2 separate regions of the Homo sapiens genome follow, and region 2 is linked to region 1. A link is a loop called in an ENCODE intact Hi-C map of the cell type or tissue named here. Cell type or tissue: mammary epithelial cell. All regions are shown on one strand. Region 1 overlaps RYR1 (ryanodine receptor 1). Region 2 overlaps ACTN4 (actinin alpha 4).

What was found. Hi-C counts contacts between places; a loop is a spot of excess contacts. Peaks named below come from ENCODE experiments on the same cell type or tissue, not always from the same donor. Only the 100,000 strongest peaks of a DNase experiment are listed, where the experiment ranks them.
Region 2: it touches region 1 in a loop (5-fold over the local background); 6 of 110 quality-filtered maps call a loop at or near these places.

Annotation. Positions count from the first base shown.
Region 1 is chr19:38,555,554-38,558,053 of GRCh38, reverse strand. All of the region lies in intron 89 of RYR1 (ryanodine receptor 1), which reads right to left. Among named protein-coding and RNA genes, the nearest start is that of MAP4K1-AS1, 40 kb to the left of the region's middle. RefSeq lists an enhancer at 573-762. In mammary epithelial cell, a CTCF peak has its summit at 1,095 (motif pointing left); no DNase peak of the experiment used is centred here.
Region 2 is chr19:38,717,775-38,720,274 of GRCh38, reverse strand. ACTN4 (actinin alpha 4) reads right to left here. Exons shown (of 21, transcript NM_004924.6): 11 at 2,201-2,348. All of the region lies in intron 1 of LOC107985291 (a long non-coding RNA gene), which reads left to right. Among named protein-coding and RNA genes, the nearest start is that of CAPN12, 25 kb to the left of the region's middle. RefSeq lists enhancers at 919-1,639, 1,674-2,500. In mammary epithelial cell, CTCF peaks have their summits at 495 and 1,241 (motif pointing right); a DNase peak (open chromatin) is centred at 884; H3K27ac peaks cover 1,719 bases.

The sequences.
Region 1 (2,500 bases):
TACAGGCATGAGTCATCGTGCCTGGCTAGTATTTTATTTTATTTTATATTTTATTGTATTATTTTATTTTATTTTTGAGAGAGTCTCACTCTGTTGCCCATGCTGGAGTGCAGTGGTGCAATCTCGGCTCACTGCAACCTCCGCCTCCCGGGTTCAAGCGATTCTCCTGCCTCAGCCTCCCGAGTAGCTGGGAATACAGGCATGCACCACCATGCCTAGCTAATTTTTGTATTTTTATTTCTTTTTTTTGAGACAGAATTTCGCTCTTGTCACCCAGGCTGGAGTGCAATGACGCGATCTTGGCTCACAGCAACCTCCCCCTCCTGGGTTCAAGTGATTCTCTTGCCTCAGCCTCCCAAGTAGCTGGGACTTCAGGCATAGGCCACCATGCCTAGCTAATTTTTGTATTTTTTGTAGGGACAGGGTTTGGTTTCGCCATGTTGCCCAGGCTGCTCTCTGTCCCTCTTGTTCCCATTTTTCAGCCTTTCCATTTACTGTCCCCTTTGCCTGGGACACCACAGCCTCGCTGAGTCATATGGTATCTTTCAACTCTCAGCTTCGCTGTCCCCTCCTGCAGAAGGCCTTCCGCCACCAGCCGGTTTACAGGGCTTACCACACCCTGCTCACTCCCACACCCTTCAGACCACAGATTATAACCTGCAATTACTTCGTGTATTTCGTTATTTGCATCTGCCCCTTCCCACTGGACTATCAGCCCCCACAGTGGGCTCTCTGTTTTGTTCACTGCTGTACCTTCAGGACCAGGGCAGTGCCTGACACACAGTAGGTACTCATACTCATTTGTCAAGTGAAGGAAGCATCATGAAAACTAAGAGGCTGGGCGCCGTGGCTCATGCCTATAATCCCAGCACTTTGGGAGGCTGAGGCAGGAGAATCGCTTGAACCTGGGAGGCGGAGGTTGCAGTGAGCCGAGAGCATGCCACTGCACTCCAGCCTGGGTGACAGAATGAGACTCTGTCACAAAAAAAAAAAAAAAAAAAAGAAATGAGACTATCGCCATTTTGCAATCTCTAATGAATGAATATGTCTGAGTGTTGAGCAGAAACAGCTGCTGGCATCTGGAAAGGAGGTGCCTCCTGGTGGAGGTATACAGTAGCCCCACATAGGAAGGTTCTGGCTAAAAAACTCCTTACACCCAAATCTGAATCTGCTCGAACTTTGGCTGAGTCCCACTTTGGAGGAAACCCAGGGGACACAGGAACACATGAAATGACACCACAAGGACGCATTGGTCAGGTCCAGACTATGGGAAGCTCTACAACTAGGACAGCACTATCCACTGATAGACTTAGTGTGAAAAAAGAATGAAAAATGTCGAGCTAATCATTTTTTAGATTGATTATGGCCAGGCACAGTGGCTCTTGCCTGTAATCCCAGCACCTTGGGTGGCTGAGGAGGGTGGATTGCTTGAGCACAGGAGTTTGAGACCAGCCTGGGCAACATGGCAAGACCCCATCTCTATAAATAAATAAACAGGATTGATTCCATGTTGAAATAATATCCTGAGTGTACTAGATTATGTGTAGTGTTTCATTTTACTTTTTTTTTTTTTTAACAGAGTCTTGCTCAGTTGCCCAGGTTGAAGTACAGTGCCATGAACATGGCTCACTGCAGCATTAACCTCCAAGGTTCAAGAGATCCTCCTGCCTCAGCCTCCCCAGTAACTGGGACTACAGATATGCACTACTACACCTGGTTATTTTTTAAAGTTTTTATAGAGATAGGGTTTTGCTGTGTTACGCAGGCTGGCTCAAACTCCTGGCCTCAAGTGATCCTCCCGCCTTGGCCTCCCAAAGTGCTGGGATTACAGGCACGAGCCACCATGCCGGTCCTCTTTTTACTTTTTAAAAAACATGGCTATTAGAAAATTTAAAATTATGGTGACTCACGCCTGTAATCCCAGCACTTTCGGAGGGTGAGGAGGGCAGATCACTTTAGGCCAGGAGTTTGAGACTACCCTGGCCAACATGGCGAAACCTTGTCTCTACTAAAAATACAAAAATTAGCCAGGTGTGGTGGCGCATGCCTGTAATCCCAGCTACTCAGGAGGCTGAGGCAGGAGAATCACTTGAACCTGACAGGTGGAGGTTACAGTGAGCTGAGATTGCCCCACTGCACTCCAGCCTGGACAACAGAGTGAGACCCTGTCTCAAAAAAAAGAAGAAAATTTAAAAATATACATATTGCTCATATTGTATTTCTGTTGGACAGTAAAGATCTGCAGGACTGGATCTCCAGGAGATAAATTGCAAGGAAAAAGAAAAGATAATAGAGGGGAAGCAAGAGATGAAAGATGATTTTAAAAAGTATCAGCCAATTGCAATGGGTGGCCCTTGTTTGGATTCTGATTTAAAGAAGCTACAAAAAATCCTGATAGTTACATGAAAGTTATGAGATTTGGAAATTTGCACACTCACTAGATATTTGATGATTTAAAGGACTGTGACTTTTTTATTTGTACTGTTTTATTTTGGGTTAG
Region 2 (2,500 bases), 160 kb before region 1:
CAAGGGGTCGTTCGGGGTTGGTCGTATTCCCAGGAAATCAAGTCCCTCAGAGAAGCATCCACGACGACCCTCCCGCTGCGGGCTGTGGGGGATGGTGAGGGGTGTGGAGTGAAGGTGGCCCACCCACCCCAGGGCGGAGGAGGCCGCTACGACCAGACCCTGGGGTGTGGAGGGCCTGCCTGTCCTGTTTCACGTAACTGCTACTTGAGAGGACAGAGGCTCTGAGTCTTGGGAATTAGTAGGCCAGCCTGCCTGGGGGCTCTGGCAGACGCCATGGGCAGACCCGCGTGGATGCCCAGTCAGGTAGGGGTGGGGCAGGGACGTGTGGAGGCCGCTGAACCAGCTGGGCCCTGGCCGGAGACTGAGCTGGCTTCTAAACACCTCAGGTGAAGGCTGCCCCAGAGCCCTTCCCAGGGGAGGAATGCCAGTGGGGCCACCACACCCAGCCCCTTGGCCTCAGGAAACCATCTGCAGGGCCTCATGGAGCCCTGTAGAGGGACTGAAGAGCTGATGGGTGGGCAGAAAGACCCCCAGAAGGTTCAGCCACAGGGCGACGCCCAGGCCTCCATGGATAAGGACGGCTGGAGCCACCTGAGCTGTCTGTTGAACGAATGAGTGAATCCGGGAATGGATGGAGGCCACCAACCACACAAGATGGCATCGGTGCTAACACGCTCTCCTCACATGGGTGCCTTTCTGCCAGGCAAGAGGGAAGTGCGGCACCCGGCCTGGCCAGGCCCTTCCTCCCTCACTATCCACTCTCTCACTCGCACTCTTTCCTGGTAGCAAAGGGGCTGGGCTGCTCTGAGGCTGGCAGCTGCCGCGGGAATGGCGAGCTGAGCTCATGTGAGGAGGGCACAAGCTGGGCCGTGGCCAGGGCTGCAGGCCGTGTGGAGCTGCACACTCGCATGCGGGCCAGGGTGGGGAGGGGTGAGAAAATGCACTCAGGAATGCAAGGAAGGGCTCAGCTGGGCGGAGTGGCGGCCGGAGGGCCAGGGAGACTGTGTTGGGAAGGTGGTGGCCAGAGTGGGAGAGGAGTCCTGTGAGTGGCTCTTGTGGCTCTCCCAGGCACTGGCAGCTTTCTGAAGGCTTCCAGACCCCTGGGATCTGAAATCTCAACCTTGGCATGACCCAAAAGAGGGCCAGGGACGTGATGAAATCCCACATCTGGAGCCAACGGCCAGGCAGCTGCAGGGCTGCCGAGAACAGAAAGCACAGTGGCGCTCCTGCAGGGGGAGCCAGGCCCGGGAAGGAGGCTCTGGGAAGGGATGGGAGGTGGGAGGAGCTCACAGGTGGGCCATGCTGAAGGGTGGGCCGAAGGCAGTGGGTGAGCACTGTCTGAGGGTGAGCACTGGCTGTGGTCCGGCAGCAGGCCCAGGAGGCAGGCCCTCCTCTAGCCTGAGGGACGTGCCAGTGAACATGGGCTCCCCAGCCTTCCGTCCACGCTCACAGAGGTGTGGGAGAGGGAAGCCGACTCTGAACACAGGGTGCGGGGGATGGAAGAGGCCTGCCCCACACACTCGCCCTGGATGGGGAAGACACGCAGAGGGGACAAACAGATGGGTGTAAGGTCACTTCCCTGAAGTGCTGGAGGGGGCTTGGCTGTGTTCCTGGATGACTGACAGGGTCCCACCTCTGAGGCGAGGGCAGACTGGGCAACAAAGAGGACCTGGCCCCTGAATGGTCCCTGCTTTCTGGGGCTGAAGGAATCCAAAGCAGCATTTCTTTCCTTTTTTTTTGAGACAGGGTCTTGCTCTGTCACCCAGGCTGGAGTGCAGTGGTACAATCACGGCTCACTGCAGCCTTGACCTCCCTGGCTCAATCAATCCTCCCACCTCAGCCTCCAAAGTAGCTGGGACCACAGGTGTGCACCACTATGCCTGGCTAATTTTATTATTCTAAAATTTTTTTGTATAGGCAGGGTCTCGCTATGTTGCCCAGGCTGGTCTCAAACTCTTGGGCTCAAGTGATCCTCCTGCCTTGGCCTGCCAAAGTGCTGGGATTACAGGTGTGAGCCACTGAACCTGGCTCTAAAGCAGCATTTCTGACACACACACATGCTCCCAAGCAGCAAGAAAGGGCACCTGAGAAACAGACCCAACGTGGCAGGGGGCTGTGTGTGCACACCCATGCATGCCTGAGAGACAGGAGGGGAGCACGGGAGCGGGGCTGGGCAGAGTGGGGCAGAGCTGGGCCGTACCGTCAGTCCAGGCCTCGTGGATGGAGGCCTTCTGCCGGAACTTCTCTGCCAGGTGGTCGAGCCGCTCCAGCCTGCGGATCTCATTCAGCAGCCACTCCTCGTAGCCCTTCTCAGCCTGCTCCAAGTGCTGCCAGCCATTGTTGATGTCCTGGGGCAGGGCAGGAGCAGGCAGGGCTATCACAAGGAAGTGGAGGCACCCAGGGGGATGTCTCCAAGGGATGCTGATGGGAAGGTGGCAGAACTTGGCTGGGGTCATGTCTGTGTCATGCTTTGCTATTATACCTGGATGCCTACACAGGG